2 separate regions of the Homo sapiens genome follow, and region 1 is linked to region 2. Evidence: read pairs that join two places in POLR2A ChIA-PET (ENCODE). Cell type or tissue: endothelial cell of umbilical vein. All regions are shown on one strand. Each heading gives the region's core, and the rest is flanking DNA. Links, peaks and the distances in the headings are about the cores only.

What was found. Peaks named below come from ENCODE experiments on the same cell type or tissue, not always from the same donor. Only the 100,000 strongest peaks of a DNase experiment are listed, where the experiment ranks them.
Region 1: POLR2A ChIA-PET joins it to region 2 with 7 read pairs; 16 of 35 experiments call an interaction of 5 or more read pairs at or near these places.

The regions. Positions count from the first base shown.
Region 1 is chr3:9,390,012-9,395,376 of GRCh38, reverse strand. THUMPD3-AS1 (THUMPD3 antisense RNA 1) reads left to right here. Exons shown (of 4, transcript NR_132781.1): 2 at 4,880-5,087. Among named protein-coding and RNA genes, the nearest start is that of THUMPD3-AS1, 3.9 kb to the left of the region's middle. In endothelial cell of umbilical vein, for the core only: no CTCF peak of the experiment used is centred there; no DNase peak of the experiment used is centred there; H3K27ac peaks cover 356 bases.
Region 2 is chr3:9,450,045-9,455,431 of GRCh38, reverse strand. It overlaps SETD5 (SET domain containing 5), which reads right to left. Exons shown (of 23, transcript NM_001080517.3): 17 at 1,564-1,693. Among named protein-coding and RNA genes, the nearest start is that of SETD5, 55 kb to the right of the region's middle. In endothelial cell of umbilical vein, for the core only: no CTCF peak of the experiment used is centred there; no DNase peak of the experiment used is centred there.

The DNA of each region.
Region 1 (5,365 bases), core at 1-5,000, 60 kb after region 2:
ATCCATCTTACATCTTGTTAGGATGATTGTCCTAAAGGAAGATAGAGCATGAAAATGACAGGTGAAACTCCATTACTGGCTTGTACTGTTTACAGCAAGTTGTCTAACCCGCGGGCCGCATGGGACCCAGGACAGCTTTGAATGCGACCCAACACAAATTCGTAAACTTTCTTAAAGTTTTAGGAGTTTTTTTTGCGGGGTGTTTTTTTTGTTGTTGTTGTCTGTTTTTTTTTTTTGCTCATCAGCTGTCCTTTATATGTGGCCCAAGACAGTTCTTGCAGTGTGGCCCAGGGAAGCCGAAAGATTGGACACCCCTGGTTTACAGGATGAATTCTGTTCTCGTGAATGTGATGCATAAGGTCCCTGGATAGACTTTCCTCAATTTAACAGCTTTTTCATTTTTCACTATTTTCCACATACTACACACACAAATATGACCTCTCTCCTGAAGTCACATGGAATGAATTGCAGTTACCCAAATCATAGAGACGTCATATATCTTTGTGGGGTGGTTCTTTTTGGAATGCTACCCTTGCTGCTTTTAATCCTGCAGATTCAAATGTCATCTCCCCTTTGGTCATGCCTTCCATGGTCTGTTGTTCTATGACCCAAACTGCCCTTTTAAAAAAGCAGTTTTCTTCTGACTCCTGAGCAGTTTGTACTGCGTGGGTCATAGTAATTCTGGGGTTGTTGTCATTGCTGATTTAAATTACCTTAACTATTCTGAGCTTTTTGAAGGAATAGTGTCTTGTACTCCTGAGCTCCTAGTATACTCTGATGTCTAGCCAACTTTAAGTAAATGGAGTGAGCGACATGTAAATGTCTTTATGGTTTGACATTTTATTAATCTTGAGCATTGGAAAAGTGGCTGGTATGACTAAAGAACTGAATTTTTATTTTTTATCTAATTTGAATTGCAACTGTGGACAGTATAGCTGTAGCCCCGGACTTGTTCTGTGGATTACAGAATACGTGGACATTGATGGTTTTCTCTTTTTACTGAGCAGTAAGGAAATAAAAGCTGAAGCTCTCTGGCCCATTACATTTCATTTAACTGCTTGTTTTGTTTTATTTATTATATATTTAGCTGAAAGCTAAGTCCAACAAACCATTTTTAAAGATGTGCCTGCCTTGGACAACAGTGAAAGCAAGCGTTAATGAGTTTGGATTTCAAAAAAAAATGCATAATGAATTTTAGGGAGGTGAGATTCCATTAAACTGTTACAGGAGCTACATAGTTAAATATATCAGAACTTGAATGAAGAATAGGTCTGTGTGATACAAATGAACCCAGCCTAAATTTCTGTCCTACAAGTTTTCACTTCCTGGAAACACTTGATTGGAGGAGCTCTAAGCATCATATCTTGAGTTATAGAAAACAATCACAAAGTAAGTTTTATCCTGAGGAATTATAATACCAACATTTTAACACCAAATGCTTTTTATATTGCTAATACAGTATCTTACACATTTTAATTATCTTTTTTTTTTTTTTGAGACGGAGTCTTAGTGTCACATACTGGATTGCAATGGCATGATCATGGCTCACGCAGCCTTGACTTCCTGGGCTCAAGTGATCCTCCTGCCTCAGCCTCCTGAGTAGCTGGAACTACAGGCACACGCTTCCATGCCCAGCTAATTTTTTTGTGTTTTTTTTTTTGTAGAGATGGGTTTTTGCTGTGCTGCACAGGTTAGAACTCCTGGGCTCAAGTGATCTTCCTGCCCTAAGCTTCCCAAAGTCCTGGGATTACAGGTGTGAGCCACCGCCCTAGGCCATTAAATATACTTTTTAAAAAGACCCTTATGTCAGCGATCTTCAGGCCTCCTGTGTGTGGAGACAGTTGTCTTAATGTAGATTCTCAGATCACCCAAAAATTCTGAATTCTTTTGGGGAAGGTGGAACCCCACAGGGCAGGCAGTATAACTCAGTATCTTCAAGTTCATTTGCTGACTCGGATATGCCTATTTACCTGCCAAAAATGATTACAGTTTCAGAGAAACTCTTCTCAATTGTATAGTATGTGACCCTCAATTTTTCCTCAAATGAACTGTTTTTTCCTCCTCCTAAAAAATAACAGAATGGGAATTTTGAGAGGCAAAGAGGAATAGTAATTAATATTTTTGGAAACTTGCAGGTCAGGTTTTCCTTTTAAAAGGAATGTTGAAATATATTCTTTCGAACAAGAGAAGTTCACCTTATTTGTGTTTCTCCTGCTTAATTGCAATCCTTAAGGAAAGTGATTTTTCAGTGCCTAAGCACAGAGCTGGAAGCTCAATAAATGTTAGTTTTGTTGGTTTATACGTGAAATTGATTCTCAAGTAATAGTTAAGCTCAGAAAACATATAAACAAGGCTTTTTGGGAGAGACTTCAGGGTCCCATTTAACCTACATCTCCTAATATTCTATTCATAGAGGAAACTGATGCCTCATGGTCTCTGAGTACATCTATCCCACCATTCAGTTCTTCTTTGGGTTTCCTGTACTAATCATTGCAGTTATCCTTTTCCTGCACCTTACTTCCTTGGGCTTTTTGTTTAAATTAACCAGCTACCTATCTCCTTTTCAAGTAGTTACATACTATTTCTTACCCTTATAAGACAAATTTATTAAGTATATTACACGCTTGTACTTGGATGAGAAAGCTGGTGAAACTTTTGTCAGGGCTAGTGTGTGTGTGAGATTTGCAAAATGTAAACTTAGGTTACTTCCATATATTTTTTGTGAGTGGAGGTTTGGCATAATTACATAATTCTCTTTTACAACACTCTGGTTTGACTGTTAGGTTAATTGTAGAGCACCTTGTTAGGTCACAAATCCAGAAGTCTGGTACTGGACTTTGCAGGTTGCTTTCTTAGTGGCATATTAGTTTATATTAGAGCACATACTTCTCAAGAAGCCTTTTTTTTCTTATCTGTGACTCTCTCTTCTTGAGATGGGATAATGTATTGGATTATTAGAGAAGTGTGAGTATTGAATCAGATAGTTTTATTTTATCTAGAGCAGGGTTAAACCTGATGAATTGTTTCTGCTCTCTCATGGAGTATATCTTCTTGGTGACAAAGACTTTTCTGTCTCTGATTTTTATCTTAGTCGTGGTTACATTTAATAATCCTGCTTTCCAGCTTTTCCTAGAGATCAGTCATCAGTGACCTTTTGTCTTGATACTTTGTCACCTTTTGTTTTCTGGTTTTGGGTTTTTTTTTTCTTTTTTAAACATATGTAACATTGGCTTTTCCTGCTGACAACAGTAACAGAGTTTCAGATCATGTTTATAGAATGGTTATTTCATCACCTAACTAATCTCACCTCTAGTGTATGGATTCTGGTAAAGTCAGTCAACAGTCTTCACAGCCTTTTCTATTTTTACTGACCTTGATTTAAAATCTAATCTTAGACCTTGAGGTATTGCTTACGAATAGTGTAATAATGAGGTACTACTTATAACAAATAATGGTAACATACTCTAGTGCGTACTATAGGCAAAAGCTAATGGAAACATAGGTAGAAGAAATGAAGTAATAGTTATTGAATGCTTTTTGTGTACTGCAGGTGTGGAAACAGGAAGAGAACTAGAACTGGAAGTAAAGCATTGAAGATGTGACTGAATTGCTGCAATCTCATGATCAAATTTGAATGGATGAGGAGTTGCTTTTTAGGGATGAGCAAAGAAAGTGGTTTCTCGAGATGGAATCTACTGGTGAAGTTGCTGTGAACATTGTTAAAATGCCAATAAAGGATTTAGGAATTACAGAAACCTGGTTGATAAAGCAGTGCCAGGGTGTGAGAGAGTTGACTTCAATTTTGAAATAAGTTCCACTGGCTGGGTGTGGTGGCTCACACCTGCAATCCCAGTACTTTAGGAGGCCGAGACTGGTAGATCATTTGAGGTCAGGAGTTCAAGACCAGCCTTGCCAACATGGTGAAACCCCACCTCTACCAAATTAGCCAGGTGTGGTGCACACCTGTAGTCCCAGCTACTTGGGAAGCTGAGGCAGGAGAATCTCTTGAACCAGGGAGGAGGAGGTTGCAGTAAGCCGAGATGGCGCCCCTGCACTCCAGCCTGGGTGACAGAGTGAGACCTTGCGTTTAAAAAAAAAAAAAAAGGAAAAGGAAAAAAAAGTTCTACTGTGGGTAAAATGCTATCATGCTATCAAACAGCATCACATGCTACAGAGAAGTCTTGTGAAAGGATGTCAGTGTGGCAAACTTCATTGTCTTTTAAGAAATTGCCACAGCTATCGTAATCTTCAACCACCACCACCCTGATGAGTCAGTAGCCATCGTTAACGTTGGCGTAAGACCCTCCACCAGCAAAAAGATTGTTAGCATTTTTTTAGCAGTGATGTATTTATCAATTATACATAATGCTATTGTACACTTCTTAATAGACTATGGTATAGTGTAACCATAATTTATGCACTGGGAAACCAACAAATTCATGAGATTCGCTTTATTGTAGTGCTCTGGAATTGAGCCTGCCGTGTTTCTGAGGTATACCTGTGTATTTAGTATGTTCCTTGTATATAAAACCCCATTTTATAGGGTAGGAAACTAAGGCTTAGAGTTTGAGCAATTTTCCCATAGATAACACCAATAAATTGAGGGCTGCAGAGACCACTTAAGTGGTTCTCTTAACAGTAGTCTAGACATGACGTAATGAGATTTGGCTTAGGAGTGACAATGGTAAGGAAGTTAAAGGATTCAGGAACCAAATACCAGTTATTGAGAAGAAAGAATGGCCTCAAAACATCACTTCTCAAGGAAGCCTTGATACCCTCACCCTTACTACACTGTATCCTCCATTTGAATGTTGTCAAGAGCTCTTCTCACAATTGTAAATAATAATTGTGTAATTTTGTTTTTTTTTTCCTACTTTAGGTTGCTCCTTGAGGGCAGGACAGTTCTTATGGCTTTATCCGTTGCGTAAGCACAGAGAGGTCTGCGAGGTCAAAACTATTGTCATGATAGCAAGATGCCTGTCTTTTTCATTTATTCTCACGGTGTGCAGAGGCTACATGATGTGTGATGACATCCTCATTGATGTTAATGAATGGTGCTATACTTGAATTTTCTAAGGTGTCATTAGGTAGGTTTAGGTATGCATACTTGTTTTTAGAAATTATTTTTTTCCTTTTTCCCATTTTTAGAAATCAACTCATTTTTTAGGTTATGCCTTCAGTAATCTTTGCAACCTCAATATTGTGTAATGGTTACTTTAAAATACTGTAGTTTTCTTTGTGCCTAAGTATAAACATAAGTACATTTTGTTGTTTTGTTTGCAATAGTGGTTTAAATATTTTCCCAAAATATCCAAATTTAAAAATTCTACAACTTTAGAATTTAATAAATTTATTCTAAAATATT
Region 2 (5,387 bases), core at 289-5,288:
CCATAATTTAAAAAATGGCAATTCACAGCCAGGCATGGTGGCTCATGCCTGTAATCCCAGCACTTTGGGAAGCCGAGGTGGGCGGATCTCCTGAGGTCAGGAGTTCGAGACTAGCCTGGCCAACATGGTGAAACCCCGTCTCTACTCAAAATATAAAAATTTGCCGGGTGAGGTGGCGGGCGCCTGTAATCCCAGTTACTCGGGAGGCTGAGGCAGGGAGAATCGCTTGATTCTCCATTTCAAAAAAAAAAAAAAAAAAAAAAGAAAAAAAGAAAAAAAGGCAATTCACGTTTTCTGAAATAAAATCTAAAAAGAAGTAAAATCCAAATGAAGTAAGAACTTTAAGAAAAGTTCTGATTTTAGTTGCAATATCTGCTACTAAAAATTTATCTAATTAAATTCAAGTTCATTACATTTATTCAGCAAGTTGGTAAACAGGAACAATGAAGTGGGTTTTTTATGAAAATGTGAAATATTCTGTTTGTTGCAACCTGAAAGGTTGCTTTAGCATCTAATTTACTTTGGTATTTTGATTGTCTAATATTTAAAAAACTGATTTAGAGAAAAGTTATGAAAATCACAAAGAACTTTTCAATTAAGCTGATATTTGCAGGAGAAACTGGTAAAAAGATTGTCACAAAATACATTAAGATATCACAAGTGCTTTCAATTACATCCTTTGCAAGTCACTGTCAAAACCAATGGAACAGATGATTTTTCATTGACATCTAGTTTAAAAATGCACAAAGACTTTAGATTTAAAGCTGTCTTAAAAAATTTGTTTTTTTTTTTTTTTTTTTTTTTTTTTTGAGACGGAGTTTCATTCTTGTCGCCCAGGCTGGAGTGCAGTGGCGTGATCTTGGCTCACTGTAACCTCCACCTCCCGGGTTCAAGTGATTCTCCACTGCCTCAGCCTCCTGTTTAGGGAGGGATTACAGGCACCTGCCACCACACCCAGCTAATTTTTGCATTTTTGGTAGAGACAGGGTTTCACCATGTTGGCCACGTTGGTCTCGAACTCCTGACCTCAGGTGATCCACCCACCTTGGCTTCCCAAAGTGCTGGGATTACAGGTGCGAGCCACAGCGCCCGGCTGTTCTTTTAAAAATTGTATGCTAATTATACAAGCCCCTTTGAAAACAATCAATTGATAATAATTTTTCACTTATTTCATTCATCCCCTGCTCCCTCAACCATGTCCCACCCAACTTAATCACTCAGAATTTTAATTCTTTCCTGAATATTAGTGTTCCACCACTTTCTTGCCCTTGCCCCATCTTATAAATATGAATATAAATTTCCTAAACTTACTACTTTAAATGTATCTAACCTTTTTTATAACCATTTCTGCTGTTATCTGTACACTGTCTAGTCCTTCTTTGTCGTCCTGGGAAAACTGATCCCTGACTTGAGATCTCTCTCTTCCTCTGTAAAGACAGATGTAAAGTAACTATTTAGAAAACACGCCATTTCTTTTTGTATCAGAAATACTCATACTTAAATTTTTTATGCAGACCTGAAACAATCATTGGTCATATAATCAGAAAGGTTTTAGATACGTACCTGCATTGTCTTTGCAGATACTAGAAGAGCTACTATTCTCATTGCTTTGGTATAGGTGCTGAGTTCTAGTCTCTTGGGGTACAGATGATGTTTGAGTCATCCCTTCTTCTAAGGCTTGTTTTATCCAGCGCTATAATTGAAAAGAACCAGAGAATTATCAATAATTATCTAAAACTATTTAGTGCACCTGTTTTAAATGTACATCAACTGGTGAGTGATACAATTCAACACACTAATTCAGTTACACAGTCAAGCATTTTATTGTCTTGTGTCTCAGCATATTGGAACATTGTCCTATCAATTCCTTTTAACTGAAAAACTTGAGGAAATCTGGATTACATATAATGAGATCCCATCAAAAGACAAAAACCAATAAAAAATGACTGCTATTCAACTTTTCATACCATTTGGGATGGTGTAAAATGGCAAGACTGAGGAAGAAATCTTAACATTTATTTAGGAGAGACTGTGATCGTATAGAATAAAACTAATATATAAAATAAGCGCCTAGAAGGAAGATAAAGATCTCTTAAAAGTTGTCTGCCCCGTGCTAGAGACGTGTGAAGAGGTAATAAAAAAGATTCATTGGAAGATTTTGGATGAGGATTAATAGCTCTTCACTACAGGTACCAAAAGCGTTTCCAAAAGGTTTATTTCAAATGAAATAACCTATGGGACTCCCCCCTCCAACAAGTAGTTTGGTTAAATTATGCATGAGTAATGCAAATCACGAAATGAGCTTCAGTAGAAATCAAAAAAAAGGGAAAAAGTCAAAAAGAAGACCTATCAGTCACAAGTTTTTGGTAGTAAAGATTAGAATAATAAACTGACAAGAAATAAATTTAGGCCAGATAGTAAACCTGCAAAGATTAGGATAATAAGATTATGTATCCTGTGGAAGACAGAAAATTTCTTACCTGTAATTGTGTTCTCTTAAGATATACAGTTGTAGGTTGCTCACCACTCTGTGGCTCTCCTGCCCTGACATAAGACAGATCGAATTTTGATAAACATCAATTTCTGAGTAAGACCCTCCCCCAATAGGAAGAGCAAAGGTGAATTATTATAATTTATACCTTTAGAGAACATGTATTACAGGTAAGTAAATACTCTCTTCACCAGAGAGCAATTCTCATAGATTTTCCCTCTTAGAAACCTAGGAAACAATCCACAAAAATTTTACCAAAAAAAAAAAAAAAAAAAAAAAAATCTTACATCATACAAATGTCATTGTGGCTGGCCAAATGAAAGCAAAACTGAAACTGTAAACCTGTAAACACTTGGAAGGAAGAGTGAACAAGGATATAAAAAAGAGCTCTCAATGGTAATTTGAATCACGTAAACATTTTAGGATACAACCAGGTCTCTGAAAAGCAAACACAAAAACAAAATAAAAAATCCGAAGAATGAACTATCTTAGATACAGAATAATGATGTAAAGATGAATTGTCAGAACCATACATATAGCCTTAAAGCTTAGAAGAGAACTTAGAAGTCATCTTGTCCAAAGCACTCATTTTATAAATGGAAAAATTAGGCTCAGGAGTGAAAAATCTTTTGTTATGGCCACCTTTAAGTTTTTCTTTTCAAAGCAGAAAACACTCATTTGGGGTCACTAAGCTTTCCTATCTGAGTAATTTTTTAATATTTCCAGGGTCTAGTAGATGTACTTGTAAAATAATTTACATTCTGGATCTGATGACTACAAAAAGGGAACATAAAATCAGAACAGGAGTATTCTAGAAGAAAGATGCTACCATGGTTAGCTATGAGGTGAAACACAGCAAATACAATCAAACCTACTCCTCCAGGTTCTGTTGTATAATTTTACAATATTTCAGGACTCATATAAAAAAGGAACATGGACATTTGTTTGTATCTAACAAGATACAATTAACCTCATGGATAATAAGTTAATTTTAGATGCACCTACTCAGCAAGTTGTTAAAATCAAAAGAACATTTCTCCCTTCTCTGAACCTCTATTAAAATATATTGCAAAGGAGTTTTCTGGGAGGCTCAAAGATGGATAAATATTTTAAAGGTCTCGCTATTATGGCGAAAGAGCAAGGAAGCAATACAGGTTTTGGAGTCCAGAAGCCCTGGCTTGACACTTGGCTGTGAGGCTGGGCTCAGTAGCTCGTATCTGTAATCCCAGCAGAATGTGAGGCCAAGGTGGGCAGACTCCTTGCACTCAGGAGTTTGAGATCAGCCTAGGAAACACAGCAAAACCCTGTCGCTACAAAAAATATGAATATTAGCCAGGCGTGGTGGTGTGCCTGTGGTCCCAGCTACACGAGAGGTTGAGGTAGGAGGACCATTTGAGCCCAGGAGGTCAAGGCTGCAGTGAGCCTGTGATGATGCCACTGCACTCCAGCCTGGACAACAGTGAGACCCTGTGAACCCCTACTATCCCCCACCAGAAGAAATCTGGCTGTGTCACTTATTAGCTGCTTCACTTTGGACAAGTTACCAAACATTTCTGAGACAAAGCTTCTGGATATATAAATTTAGGACAATGATCCCAATTTCATGCATGGTAAGTGAGATAATGTATGTGAAGAAAGCTTATAGTACAGTACTGAACACTGAGCAGATTTTCACCGAGTCCCGGTTCAACTAAATTTCAATGCTATGTTTGGAGATTTACAGATAATGCTCCAGTGTATAAAATGAAATATTAATTATCAATGCAAAGCACACTGTTTCATTATCAGTCAGACTGGTTTTTCTAAGAAGTCTGGAGACCAAATGCCCTATACACATTGTGTTTAGAAGAGGAGTTTAGAGAGAACAAGGTGAAACACTACTGAGAGCCTTGTTGGCCACTTATAAATGTTTTTAAAATACCAACTGAGGAACTAAAAAATGCAAAATGCTTCTTAAAAACTATGATTCAATTTAGAAACTCTAGGGATATCATAAAATGTTCTGTCAAATACCTGAACTCCTCTTCTTTTCAGAAGTTGCAGAATAATAATGATAAAAATAAAAATAAATAGCATAAGAATCTGAGTACAACTATACAGATACAACTTTAATTTGTCCTATACTGGTAAGTTTTTAACTTACAAGGCCAGGCCCTTACCTCTTTAGTGAGATATGAAACAGTGAGCCTATTAGAAATATACATTGTTCTAAATAATCCCATGGAGGGTTTTCTTATCTATCTGATTAACTTATACTCTGAGGGATTTTCAGAATTTTATTACAATTTTGTTGAATAATGAAAATGTTCTTAGGTTCTGCATTAGGTAAGTCCTTTCTAACCAATATTAGGAGATATTAGAAGAAGACCAATATTAGAAGAAGAACTCTTCTTCACTGCTATAAAGCCAAATTCTATTCTAGCTAAAACATTCCATTTCATTTTATTTTGCCTCATAAAAAGCTGTATTTTAAAAAATAGAATCTTGATATGTGAACAGCACACAATAAAGCAATGACTTAAACAGTTTTTAAAGATCCTATTTAAATAGTCTTGTTATGATAATCCTGTGTATGCAGCCTAAACTCTTCCTAAAGACTAACCATGACACATAGATAAAAGTGCTTGAGTAGAGCCTGTATAAATGAGATTAAGGATAGTCAGATACACTTGGAGAATATAACAGGGACTTGTGTTAAATGGAATTTCTATCTGTTGCCCGTAGAAATTTAAGGATGTGCTATAGATACAAGTATAAAAGCAGAACCAAGTTAAAAAAGCTTAAAGAAATGCATTTTCTACCAGATCTGAAGTTACAGTCCTAGACACGTTTTTGGTTTTCGTTAAGTCTCTGCTAGTTGGAAAAGATGGAAACAGAAAGACTGCAACCCAGCATT